Regions from separate parts of the Mus musculus genome. Here region 1 is linked to region 2. Evidence: chromatin contacts called from ENCODE Hi-C or POLR2A ChIA-PET data. All regions are on one chromosome and are shown on one strand. Each heading gives the region's core, a stretch centred on a gene start or an enhancer-like site at or near the end of the contact. The rest is flanking DNA. Distances are from core to core; before and after follow the strand shown. Region 1 holds the start of Trap1 (TNF receptor-associated protein 1). Region 2 holds the start of Slx4 (SLX4 structure-specific endonuclease subunit homolog (S. cerevisiae)).

Region 1 (6,575 bases), core at 2,969-5,468, 76 kb after region 2:
GTATTAATCCATACTTTAATGTACGGCTTCTTCTTTCAGGGAAACTGCCATGGAATGATAAAAAAAGCAAACAGATAAATCTCATTCAGACAGAAATTACTGACAGATGTCAGCAAACAACTATACAATATTAGTGTTACCTAAAAAAACATTTGCTGACTTCAAAGAGAAAGTCAGTAATTTTACCATTGGGGGGAAAAAGCAGACAGATCTCCTTTGGGTAGTGCTTACCACAAGCCTGATAACCTGACTTAGATCCCTGCAACCTGCAAATTGCCAAAAAACTGATCTCTCAAGAGTCATCTTCTGACCTCTGTACACACAATAATAAATAATTTGAATGGTGCATAGTTGTAATACTAGCACTTGAAGAACTAAGGCAGGAAGACCAGTCTGAATTAAATTTTGGGAGACAGTCTCAAAATAGAAGAACAAAACCAAAACAACAACAAAAACCAAGCTCTCTCTGTTTACAAATTGTGGATGAGATATGAGCTCTCAGCTGCCTCTCGGCACCATGGCTGCCTGTCACCAAGCTCCTTACCATGATTGCTATGGACCTGTAACTGAGCCTATCCTCTCTATGAAGGGAGCCAGGGACAGATGAGCAAACTTCCTGCTGCTGGTGTGTGTGCCGTGGGGATGGCCAGTTAAGACAAACCAGAACTAAGACAAAGGTCTAGCCACCAGTGCTACTTCAACAGCAAAAGTCACAATACAGTAGAAGAGATGGGGTGTGCTTTATTTTGAAGATAAAAGCAGAAGACACAGTAAACAATACGGATGAGACGAAAAATTCTGCCATGGCAAGCCCAGCTGCAAAGGAGTGTGCAGACACACAGGCTGCATTGCATGATTCTCCGGTGTCGCCCAACCTTCCCCCTCCCCCCTTCCCTTCTCCCTCTTGCTCTGGCCCACTTGCTCCAGCCCATAGGTTTTTCATTTGTGAGCCACCATGTGGTTGACCTCTGGAAGAGCAGTCAGTGCTCTTAACTGCTGAGCCATTTCACCAGCCTCTTCTCCCGTATATTTGTAAAATATATCCATCAAAAAAGGTGGTGCATACCTTTAATCTCAGCGCAGAGGCAGAGAGGCAGAGGTAGGTGGATCTGAGTTCAAGGCCAGCCTGGTCTACAGAGTGAGTTCCAGGACATCCAGAGCTACACAGAGAAACCCTGTCTAAAAACAACAAACCAAAACAAACCAAACAAAAAAATCTTTGGAAAACAAAGGGGGGGGGGGCAGAACCAGATACCAGATTTGATTCCAGGTTAGCTTAACTGTCTAAAGAATAAACCAACAACTTAATATATGTGCCTGAATCAGACACTAAACACACCATCTGCATAGTATCAGTCTTCACGTTTCCCCCACACCCTAAATGAAAAGCCACAAAAACCTCAACGGCAGGCAGGCCACAGTCTCTTGTTAAAGTGCTGGGTGGCTTGGGACTTACACAGTAGCACTGATAATGTGACTGTGATATTGCAGACATGCATGTGTACACACACACACACACACACACCTAGTGCCCATGTTCCCCCCTAGCCACAACCACATCCCTTTTCCACAGGAACTGTTAAGAGTTGGCTCAGGGCCTCCCGTGTTGTCCTCCCAAGCCTGTCCTGTCCACTATTCACAGTAGCCTCTCCCATTCACCACTCACTCTCCTATCTATACGGCTCATTCCAGTGCTGGTTTAGGGCATTCCTTAATAAACTTGTTAAGATATAATTAACTTTACTGAATTACAACAGAGACAAGCTTTTCATCTCATAAGCCAATGCATCTATTACAAAAGCAGATTTTTCTCCAGCCTGAGACTGGTTCTGGGCACCCTGCAGAAGCTTCTTAGTTGAGCTTTCAAGAGGAGGAAAAAAAATCACCCGGAACCACTCAAGCGAGCAAGGGGTGAAAACACATGAGCTGTGAACTTCTACTTCAAAAAGATCACCCACCTTCCCTACAGATCTGTAACTGTCCGTACTAGAGCTCTGCTCATAATGGTAACTCACAGGCAAGCAGTGTTCTAAGTTGTGAGATATGCTGGCTGTTTTTCTGCAATTCTTGTTGGGTTTCAGTCCCTGGCACAAGAGACTGAGGTACATATTTTACACACTAAAGCAGACCTGGCCTCTAGATTCTCTCAGTATCTCACTCCCTACCTGGCATACCCTGCCCCTAATCCTAAACTTTCCAGCCCAGGGGCTGGGCTGCCCTTCCTCTAGACGTTCCTTCTTATATAATCTAGACATTTTGATGTGTGTCTCGCTCTGTCTCTTTCTCTGCCCCCTACACACACACACACCCCTTCCCAAGGCAACTTTCCTGGCCTTGGTCCTTGGGGTCAGTGAACTCGAGAGAGCAGCTTCCCAATAGACCTGCCTTTACTATAATCTAATCTGGTTTATCTCACTGGCTGTGGAGATATAACCTATCAATTACAAATGTCAGACCATCTCCAATTTACAGAAGACACAGGTGAGAGCTAGTTACATGGAGTGCCACTTCCTGTCTGGCCTTCTAGTTGTATCCTACCTTGACAAGTTTATTATAGATGGCAAGCATGAACTTAGGAGCATCAGCAAAGACAGAAATCAGGGAAGCTCTGGAGAAACAATGAGTCAAACAACCAATTGACCAATCAACCAACAGCACGGGGTTCTTGATAGCTGATACTTCCCAGAAGGAACACAAGGAAGCAGGCTGAAATCTTTAATGAAGTGGCAATCTCTCCAATAGGAAATGGATACTATGTATGTATTTTCTCCACCTAAGACCCAGGGAGAATTAGTGCCACCACAGCAGCAGGCAAAGTCGGTGAAAAGGAGCACCAATGTTGCAAATAAAAAACTTGAGCTAGACTCCAGAGTCAACTTTGGGAACAGACTGAGCAAACCAGCCAAGGTTGAGAAGGTGTTTGCAGAACATGATGCAAAGATACACAAGAAATCAGAGAAGATACGGATCCACTGTTAAGTAAAACCAGCTTCTCTGTAGATAGAAATCACAAGAGATGTCTTCTACACAGAGCTCTTTTTTTTTTTAGTATTCTCCGTGGCACTGGGGACCAATTCAGGGCCTATGCAAGCCAAGCACAAACTGCCTTTGGGGGCTCTTTTTTTGTTGTTTTGGTTTGAGACATACTCAAATGTTGGAAAAGATACTATGGGTAAATCAGTTTTGCTACTAGAGGACACATATACAGACAAAAGTATTTTGAGCACCAGGCACTGTGGCACACTTTAATCCTACCACTCTGGGGAGCAGAGGCAGATGAATCTCTGTGAGTTTGTGACCACCCTGGCCAGGCGGAACATATATGGTGAAACCCTGTCACCCTCCCCACACCCAATAAAAAACTGAGGTGAAGTTTGGCAGATTAGCTAATACAGAAATAAAAGGGCAAATTCTGAAACCGAAAACATGTTCCTAAAGATTTAAGCAATCGCTCACTCAAATCTGTTAAACACTGTAACGATATTTGTGGCCAAGAGAACATTTAGTGGAGGATGAGAGCGACAAAACTTCGGAAAGCCATTGGGAAGCTATGTTTATGCGAAACATAAATGTAATGAATGCCAGAAGCTTTAATATTCTTTCGCAGTTAATTCTTGACTTGAGCCCTTTTATGTAAAAATAGCTGTAAATACGTATAATTTAAGTGTATGTAACGCTAACATCTTCACTGTTACATGAGTGCGGGGTGGGAAAGTATAGATTAAGGTTATTCTCTCTCCTTTCCTTTCTCTTTCAATTCCAGGGATCAAACACGCGGAGTTCACTGGCTCCCTGAAGTCCTGGGTAACCGTTGGTTTTGCTCACCGTAGTTACCCCAGGGCTTGACTTCTGCGAGAGCTGAGCTTGTGAACAGCCGCGTGCAACGAACTTGTCAACCCAAGCGCGGGAGCGTCTGCAATCAGGACTACCAGGGACTGACGAGAGCAGGCTGTGGCTGCCCGTGACTCGGCTCCCCAAAAGCGACCACAAGGTCCTACTCCCCGCCCCACTTAGCAGCTCCGGCGCAGTGCGGCCTCCCGCCGGTCTAAGAGTGTGCACACAGCCTCAGACGCCGCCTCTGCGCTCTCGTGCCGCGCTCACCTCGCCGAACTCCAGCCAGCGCGGGGGCCCGCAGTACAGTCTGCAGCCCGCGGCCCCACAGCAACACAGCTCGCAGCTCGCACGCCATGCTTCCTTTCCCAAGTGTGGCTAACAGCCTAACAGAGTGATGAGGGGGCCTTCCGCGGGGGCGGCTCAGTGACGTCATGGCGCGCGACGGGCTGTCCAAGGCGTTGCCTGTGCGAGAACGGGAACGCAGCAAACCGCAGCGCGGGGGCCCTGAAGACTGTACTTTTTGACCTTGGATCTCAGTGACAAGGTCGCTGATCCCTTGCATTGTGCGTGTGAGGGTTATAGTGTCCCCGGCCCGCGGTGCTGGCGGTCCCTAGGCGGGAGCATCCCATTCTCGAGATGGCACTACCCAGCTGGAGTGTGGATCCACTGAAAAACTCTTACAGCAATGCCAAAACCTACACTTTGACAAATTTTAGGTTTGACTGTTATTCGCCAAAACGTGAGCTCAGTAACCAACACCTTTGGACTTACCCGTTTATTGTGACTTTCTCCCTACTGGAAGCTTGTTTGGGGATCCAGGCCACAAACCTTGTCTCTAAAGTTTTTTTTTTTTTTTTTTTTTTTGTTTTTTTGTTTTTTTGTTTTTGTTTTTCGAGACAGGGTTTCTCTGTATAGCCCTGGCTGTCCTGGAACTCACTTTGTAGACCAGGCTGGCCTCGAACTCAGAAATCCACCTGCCTCTGCCTCCCAAGTGCTGGGATTAAAGGCTTGCACCACCACGCCCGGCCCTCTAAAGTTTAATCCAAACTCCAGCCGCCTCCAGAGCAGGTCGCTTGTCCCGGTCCTAACCTCAGAGTAAGGCCCAGCGAGGACCTTTCTGACAGGTTCTCGCTTGATTCTGACACACACCAGATACATTTTCCTATGATCAGATTTTACTAAAACATTAGAGCGATTATCTAGCTTGTTAGCAGACACTAGTAGCAAGAGCAGTTAATTCCTGGATCCAGAATAGACTTGAAGTTTTGGTATAGGGAATGTTTAGTTACTGTTCTAGGTTGACAAGGATTGCTCCCACATTGACTTTATAGATGGAAAATAGATAAGAATGGGCAGATATGAGGCCAAACTTTAATACAGGCTCTGTATTTAAAGTGCCTGTTGCCCTGATAACCCCAAGAAATTGACAGAGCACTGTGTGCCTGTGATCTCAGTGCTGGGGAGACAGAAACAAGAGAATCCTTGGGTTTTGCTAGCCAACCAATCTGATTCTGATGTCCCATGTTCAGTAAAAGGCCATGTTTCAATATAAGGTGGAGAGAGCACCTGAACACCTCACAATTCCTACCCCTAACCCCCAGCCAGTTCTGCTCCTGCTGGGCCCACATCCTCCACAACCAGCCCCACCCCTGCTCCCTAGTGTCTTTTTCCATGGTCACCCTTAGATCCTCACAGTTCTAGCTTCTGCCCCCAGGTTCTGTATTACCTCCTCTAATCTGCCTGAGTCCCAGTCATCACACAGAATAGCTTCTCTTGATACTAATCCTCGAGGTTTCATTCTTTTAATTCTCCATTCTGGAATCATCTCTTCAGTCAGAAATGACATACTCAGCCGGGCGTGGTGGTGCAACACCTTTAATCCCAGCACTCGGGAGGCAGAGGCAGGCAGATTTCTGAGTTCGAGGCCAGCCTGGTCTACAAAGTGAGTTCCAGGACAGCCAAGGCTATACAGAGAAACCCTGTCTCGGAAAAAACAAACAAACAAACAAACAAACAAACAAACCAGAAATGACATACTCATCTGTAGAACTCTTCTGTAGATATGGCTTGAGAATATTAAGAAAGGAGAAGTGACATTTAGTAAAGGAAGGGGAATCTGGGCTTTAGTTAAGAATGGGGATGTAGGTTCTGCCCAGTATAAACTTCTTACATTCCAGGGAAACCAACTCTATCTAGGCCCACCTGTGGCCCACCAGGAAACCAGTTTGGAACCCATGCATTACCAAGGGAAATGACATCCCACAAAATTCCAAGGGCCATTTACACTCTAGCACAAACTGTAGTGGTTGCCTAACAGTGGTCCACTTCAGATACCTCTTAACATCTGACCCTTGATCTGCCTGGTTCCACTTCTCAGATTGAAACTTGTAATACTTCCTTCAATGTTCACTCCAGGAGTGAGTGTGGAAAGTTAAAAGTTATCTTGTTAGTGGCCCACACTTGTGCCAAGGACTGAGAAGTTCTGGGCAATGTTTGAGATAATAAAGGAATCTTGGCAGCAAGAGGGAAAAATACCCACAAGAGATGACAGGAACTGTCAGTCACGCCTCCCCCCTCCCCCCTGTCCCCACTGGTTGCATTCAGTGGACTTTCACAGATCTGTGTGCCCAGATTCTCACTGTAACTTGGAACGTTCCATATCCTTCAAGGAGCCTCTCTCCCTAATTCCATAGATAAACCTACACATACTGAAAATGTAAGTTTCCTTGTGGCAAGAGCCA
Region 2 (7,521 bases), core at 1,372-3,871:
CTTGCACTGCCTCTCCTACACAATGTAACTTATCTTAGAAGGCAGAGCATGCTCACCGTACCATTTTCTCCCACTGTCTCCTCTGGAGGGCTCCTTGGGACATCGTCTCCCAGTGCAGTCTTTTGGGGGGATTCTTCTGAGGCGTGTCTCAGGCGCTCAGGGTCTGCTCTCTTGAACTGCTTCATCCGTTGCAGAACCAGCTCTGAGACTCTGGGTTTGGAGGGACTTGGTACACCAGTTGTCGTGAAACAGGAAGGAAGAGGCTGGGAGTTGCCATTGGGAGCACTCTCTGACAAGGAAGAAAATATTCACAGGTTTTGTTGTATAGCTTAGACTCAAATTTCCAAAAGTTCTTTACTAGTCATGGACCTGTTCATCCACTCACTGCAGCTATGCAAACACACAACGGCAGAAGGCACTGGATGCAGTGCCTGCTGCTGAGCTTGGGGTTCTGCAGGGGGTGACGAATATGCTCTCGAGTTATGTAGTGGTGGTGATGGATTCATAATGCTGAATGTACTAAACACACTCAACTGTATACTTTAAAATTATGTAATGAGCAATATCTCAATAATGTTATTAATAAAGAAATACTAATGACAAGTGTTTATCTCTTCCTAGACCCATGTTTTAACCTGAGATACACCTACAGCCTTCAGTGGAGATCTAGGAGCCCAGGAAGCTACAGGCTAACTGTGCAGGTTTGCATGTGCAAATCACTGAGGCCTTTCACCGGCTGCAGAGAGAGAGACTGAATGGCCAGCATGCCTGGGCAGGGCTGTAGAGTCCTTCAGCAGTCTCCAGGAGGTCAGACTTTAAGACCATCGATGAAAGACTCTGCACCCACACTAGAAATGTTTTTTACAGTAAGGAAGAGAAAGTGAGGAAACAGAAAGCAGGAGCCGGCAGAGCCCATCTTACATGTAAGTCTGGTTTTCAGTTCTGTGTGAAGGGTTAGATGAAGCATATAGATAGCTGAGGAAGCTGTCAGCCCATCCTCTGAGAGCCTCCTCAGTCTGAGCAAACTGGCTGGACCATTCCAATGTACCTACCTTAAAATCAATTCACACATATACTAAAGGTGCCATTATTTCTATGCTGACATGACTACTGTCAACTACATAAACAGTGACAAAAAGCTCATGGAGCACAAAGCTCTAAACACACTCATGGGAGCACACAGAGGACTGGGCAAACTGCTTGTAGGGCTAGGCTTATTTCTGTAAATTAAGTTTCATCAGCACACGGCGGCCCCCATTCACCTCCACATCGTCCTGGGCTGCTTCCTCACCACAGCTGCCATTAGGAAGAGTTGACCCTTTGTATCGAGGGGGGATCAGTTCTCGGTGCCCCTGAAAATTACTACCTATCTACATTTAACTTGTGCATACCTAGTGTACTTTAATTCACCTATATATTAATGTGATATCCAATATAAAGCAAAAGCTATATAAATAGTTGCTACAAGGTGTTGTTAGGGAATGAAAACGAGAAAAAAAGTCTGGACATATTAAGTACAAATTATTTCTTTTATCAAATGTTTACCTTCGGACAGAGTTGGAATCGCATAGATAAAGAGAGTCAATTGTTGTTGCAACATAAACATGTGAACTGTAACAACAACAAAATATTTGCTGTCTGGCCTTTTTGTTTTTGAGATAGGATCTCTCTCTGCATAGCCATGGCTATCCCACACTCAGTATGTAGACACTAAGCTGACACAAACTCCCAGAGATTCCCCTCCTTCTGCCTCCCAAGTGCTAGGACTAGATGTGTGCACCACCACACCCAGCTATCTGCTTTCATAGTAGATTTTCTGAGCCCTGGTTAACAACAGCATTGATCAGTTTGGTTCCTTTCTGGAACCAAATCTGGCAGTGAGTCCTGCCTGGTTACCTGTCTGAATGCTCTGTGCTCTCTCACACAACACTGGCTGATCTGGGGTAGGAGCAAGAACGTCTCCCTTCCCATTCGCAGGGAGAGCTGGGCCCCCTTCTTGAGACTTGGGTGCCCCTTGCTTTGTAGTCCTAGGGGTCTGGCTGCCTAATCGAGGTTTCTTCTCTGAAGGGCCTTGAAGAGCTTTGCTCCTGGCGGCAACTTGGCGGCCTTCTTTCCGTTTGCCTCGGTTCTGAGTGTGGCCAGAGGCCTTCTGCCTCGTCCTCTCTCCTGATGCTTCTTTGGTCCCATTTCTTTTCACCCTTTGGAAAAAGCTGGCACAGAGTTCTTTGAAATCGTCATCTGACTCCTCCATCACTTGACCTGTTTTAAGGTTTCCGGTTTGTCTTTAGGGGAGTGAGGACCGACCTGGAACCATGTCCACAGATGAGGAACTCGTGTGTGAGCCCACTCAGGCCTTCCCACGCCTCTGACCTCACTGCAGCTCAGCAACTCTTCTCTCTGATTTACTCGGAGACTTTGTACTGACCTCCTCTCCATGTGACTTTTATATCTTCCTTCAATTTGGACCCGTAGCTAAATAAGTTGTTTAAAAACTTCACAAGTGAGAGAGCATTTTGTTGTCCAACAGCTGCCTCTGAGATAGAACACATGTGAACTCTGTGATCAGGTGATTCTCCAAGATCTCCACAGTGATAAAGGGCGTAGGTTCATCTAATTTTATATCTGTGGAAAACCAAAAGCATCTAAGTATAATTAGACAGCTACTGCCATTTTATGTCATTTTTTCCCACGGTGTACAAGAGGATGTCAGGTATGAGGAAAGTCTCCAAATACAGTCTGGTTACAAGTACACTTGTTCCACAGGATGTCCCAGTGCAGAGCACATCACACACAAGACATATCACACACCACATAAGCACGCACACACGTGGTTTTTACTGAAATTGGAGAAAAATATGAAGAGCAGCTGCCACACAGATATATGCTCCCCAAATACAGGGAGCTTATCTCGAGTGGCCTCAGGACTCCAGCTGTCACCTGATCAGCTTATGGGACAGTCAGCAGATGCTGCAAAATGATTGAAATAAGGAGAAAAAGGATATATATATCCTTGTACATTCAGGAGACAGAAAGGCCACCTTTTTTCTATTCTGAGTCCATAAGAGCTCTCTAAGCTGCCTGCAGAGAAAGGCTGGCTCTTACAGGCATGAATGTTTATTAGGGCAAACAGTATATTCTAGTTCAAAATCAAAACTGAATAATCTGGGTCTGGGGAAACAGCTTGGTGAGTAAGGGTAAGTGTGCTTACTGAAAAGGACAGGAACCTGAGTTTAGATAGCCAGCACCCATGTTTAAAAAAAAAACAAAACCAGGTGTGGAGGCACTATTGTAGCCCCAGTGCTGAGGATGGGAGGGGAGATAGAGACAGGAGTATTGTTGAACCTTGAAGGTTGGCCAGACTACTTGAAAATTTGCAAGCTCCTGAGAGACCCTGTCTCAAGAAAGCCAACAGTGATAAAATAGTATACCCAACATTCTCATCTGGCTAACAGATGAGAATACACACACACACACACTCTCACACCTCCCTATATAACCCAATGACAGAAATCTATTCATTCCAAATACATAGTGCAATAATCTTATAGACGTCTCCCCTACTCCTTCACATGGGCTCTTTCCCCCACCTCACTCCATGTTGTCACACATGGTTGCCACAGTGACACCTGTCACAGCTTATAATCATTTGCAGGGCATAACATTCATTGAAAGCTTATATGCCCAATGCTATGCTAATTGCTTTTCAAATCTTTAGCCCATTTAATCCTTACAGCAATACTATATAATACAATCTACTGTCAGCTTTTCCTTATGGTGAGGAATCAGCCACAAGCAGTGTAAGGAACCGTTCTGAAGTAGCAGGGCAGTGTGGCTCCAGGGTATCAGAGCCTATGTTTCTACTCACTCAATTATCTGTTAGTGAAGTTCAGCATATCAGTTAGATAGACATTTATTTACCTTGTATTTTCTTTGGGCTATCTGGTACCCAACTTATAACAAATGCTAGGCAACGATCTGTTGAATTCATAAACTGCAAAGAGTTTGATACAGGGGGAAGACAGTGAAGAGAAATGGTAGCAAGGAGAGGCCTGCAGTGACAGAGAGGTCAATTCAGTTCTCAGGGACCTGGAACGTTAGGCAAAAACAAACTGAATTTGATTGTGCTAGATGTGCAAATCTCTACGACACATTAGCGTTGAGTCCCCACATCTCTCCTGACAATCAAGTCATAAGTCTGTCCTCTCTGGGAGGTGCTCCACCAATATCTGCTGAACGACATAACGGATTCCACCAGGCTGCCAGCTTCCAGGTAGGGGAATCCTGCCTCCTCAGCATCCTACCTGCCTACCAGCTCCTAGCAGGAATTAAGGGAATGAATGGATTCGGGCAGGGTGGACCCTCCCGCCTACCCTTACGGGTGACCCACGGAAAAGGACTGGGCCTGCCTTGGGAAACGTCCTGACGGCCCTAAAACCAGACAGAAGGTTCTGATCGCTGGGCTGTCCCTACCTCCCTCCCGGCAGGCGCTGCCCCCGTCTACCCGGTGCAGCTCCTGTCACTCCACCGCGGACCGGTCAAGATCGGGCGTCCGGGGAAGGCTGACAAGACAGACGGCTTCAGGCCTCGCAGAAGAGGGGAAACCGCGGGAAGTGACAACCCCCACCACTACTCCCCCGCACCGGGACACTCTAGGCCGATGCCGAGCTCCTCCTACCTCCCGCGCTTCAGCCGCACCTTCTTAACGGAGAACCGCGCGGGGCTGCGCTTGCGCCCTGAGGCTTGCGAGCAGAGAATGACGAGTGCGCAGGCGCATGATCTGCGCGTGCGCAAGACTATGTACGTGGTCCGAGTTGGGGAAGCGGGATGAGGGTCGGCTTCCGGTCTCTCAAAGCAACTACAACGTTTCCGGGCAGTGTGAGGTCACACGAGCTAGCAGTGTAGTCTTGCTGGCTGCGCGGTGATAGCGCTCGCTCCATGAATTCTGTTAAGTGCTGAGGAGCTTCGGGGTGAGGGTACTGATGGTCGCGTTTAATGAAGTGTGGTAACGGGGAGTGGCTCGGCGATTAAGAGCAGTGGCTGCTTGTCCAGAGGTCCTGAGTTCAGTTCCCAGTTCACAACCATCTCTAACTGAGTCCCGTGGGTATCTGATGCCCCCTTCTGGTGTGTAAATGTACATGTAGACATATGCATAAATAAATGAGAAACCGTGTGGTGGCATCCCCTCATGGTATGTGTGTGGAAAAAGCATCAGGCACAGGCTTAGTGCCTGGCTAGTGCAGCCCTAAGGGCGGGAGGCCCCAGTGGGCTCATATTATGGGTTTCAGCGTCACCCGGAGGTCCTAGGTAGTAGCTGACTTCTAATCTCATGTTAAAAGAGCAAGAGGCAACACTCTAATCTAGGAGTCAGGAAGAAAATGACTAGTAAAGAGAGTGAGGACCTTGTACGATGACACAGTTGGGATCTGAGCGTTTGATGAGTCACAGAACACTGGGAACATTTGAAGGAGTAGATCTGGAAAGAAGACCACACTTTTGTATTCTTAGAGATATAAAGTAAGATATTGCTGTGGTTTGGGTTTTTTTTTTTTTTTTAAGCCAAGGATAAATTATAGGATGCAGTATGTTGAGGCCTGCCCACTCTGAGGCATCCCTTCCCCCTGAGGTACGGGTATAGTATATAATATAACAGGTATAATATAGAATAGAGTTTATTTGGGGGCATGGGAGGGGGAATTGAAAAAGGGTAGGTGAGGAGAGGAACAAGGAATCGAGGAGAGAGGCCAGCCAGGAATACATGGAGAAAGAGGGGAGAGGGGGGATAAAGGGATCAGGGAGAGAAGAGAGTCAGAGAGAGAGAAGGGGCAGAGAGATCAAGGAGGGGTTTGGTTTGGTTTGGTTTGGTTTGGTTTTTGGAGACAGGGTTTCTCTGTATAGCCCTGGCTGTCCTGGAACTCATTCTGTAGACCAGGCTGGCCTCAAACTCAGAAATCCACCTGCCTTTCCCTCCCAAGTACTGGGATTAAAGGAGTGTGCCACCACTGCCTGGCCAAACAGTCCCTTTTATAGCAAGCTAGTCCTACCTGGTATTGCCAGGTAACTGTTGGGCAGAGCCTAGAAGGAATGCCAACAATTGTGAAATCCTTTTAAAATATGTTTCGGGGCTGGTGAGATGGCTCAGTGGGTAAGAGCACCCGACTGCTCTTCTGAAGGTCCAGAGTTCAAATCCCAGCAACCACATGGTGGCTCACAACCATCTGTAACAAGATCTGACTCCCTCTTCTGGAGTGTCTGAAGACAGCTACAGTGTACTTACATATAATAATAAGTAAATCTTTTAAAATATATATATATGTTTCAATAGATCCTTATCCACAAGACTCTACAACTATCATCAATATCAAATTCTAGAAAACTTTATAGTCTCAAATAGAAACTTCTTGTTCTCATTAGCAGTCAGCCCTAGTCCCTCCCCACACCCCAGCCCCTTGGTAATCTTCTAAGTTTGTGTGTTTATATAAACAGGATCATAAAATTGTTTGGCTTGCATAAGTGAATATTTCATTTTTCCTATGGCTGAGTAATCTGTTGTAGCATACACTACATGTAAGAATGGTATCTGCTCTGGGGTGAAAGGGATGAAGGTTCCTTGCACCCAGAACTCCACAGTGTCCAAAAGGTCTTCTGGCAGATGTATCAGGAACAAATGGGGCTGCGGTGGAGAGAGCGCTTACATCAGAGCATCCTTGTTCAGATATAAGGAAAGAAGGTGTGCTAAGTAAAACATTTAAAAGGCAGAGTGAAAACGTAAGGATGAGGATAAGAGGGAAGAAAGGAAAGACCAAAGGAAGGAGCCAGAGTGTGAGGATAAGGGCCATGTCCTTGTTACTGAATTTTTGTCTGGTTCCTAGGTCTTTAGGCACCATCTGGAATAGTTGTAGCTGTTTGCGAGCCCCAAGAGACCAACCTAATGTAATCACATTAGGGTCTCTTTATTATAAACTCGAGTTTAGGCCTACTCACCACCATCCCTGCTGCTGATGCAGCAGGACAATGGTTTAGTGACGCCCCAAACCTTTGTACTGCCAAAAAACATTCATGAGCCTCAATTGACCAAGGAGCCGATTTCGATGCTACTGCATTGGGGTCTCTTTATTCAAGCTCAAGCTTGGGCTCCTGCCAACCCTGACAAGGCAGGAAGGTGGATCCCTGAGCCTAGTTTTAGGCAAGCATTTATAGAGGCTAGCAGTATCTAGCCCCGTACACATCTGATGGGGGTGGGGTACATTTTGGCCTTTAACATAATTGGCTGTGCTGGGAGCCAAACCATAAACTTTTGTCTTCCTCCTGATTGGTTGTGGTTAGGAAGTGAAGTACCAGGGGCAGGCTTGTAACCTGGGGGTGTAAATTTATTGGGGAATAATCTGGAAACTGGATGCAGGTTTTGTTAGGAGGTAGCCTGGAAGCTGGTGCTAGGTACCGACCCACCTGTTGGTTCACTTGAGTTCAACCTTAGGTCAGGTTCTCTAAGATGGAGTCTGAACCCAAAAGATTTGGTCTCTC

Evidence for each region. A loop is a pair of places that touch in the nucleus more often than their neighbours do. ChIA-PET counts read pairs that join two places held with the same protein, here RNA polymerase II (POLR2A).
Region 1: POLR2A ChIA-PET joins it to region 2 with 16 read pairs in Patski. The contact joins the promoter of Trap1 here to the promoter of Slx4 in region 2. A Hi-C loop is called at or near these places in 2 of 37 maps with a recorded cell type or tissue (T-helper 1 cell and regulatory T cell). POLR2A ChIA-PET finds 5 or more read pairs at or near these places in 3 of 5 experiments (Patski and embryonic stem cell).

What each region holds. Positions count from the first base shown.
Region 1 is chr16:4,073,592-4,080,166 of GRCm38, forward strand. It overlaps Trap1 (TNF receptor-associated protein 1), which reads right to left and starts at 4,219. Exons shown (of 18, transcript NM_026508.2): 1 at 4,102-4,219. The coding sequence starts at 4,189.
Region 2 is chr16:3,999,057-4,006,577 of GRCm38, forward strand. Slx4 (SLX4 structure-specific endonuclease subunit homolog (S. cerevisiae)) reads right to left here and starts at 2,622. Exons shown (of 15, transcript NM_177472.5): 1 at 2,305-2,622; 2 at 62-289. The coding sequence starts at 2,314.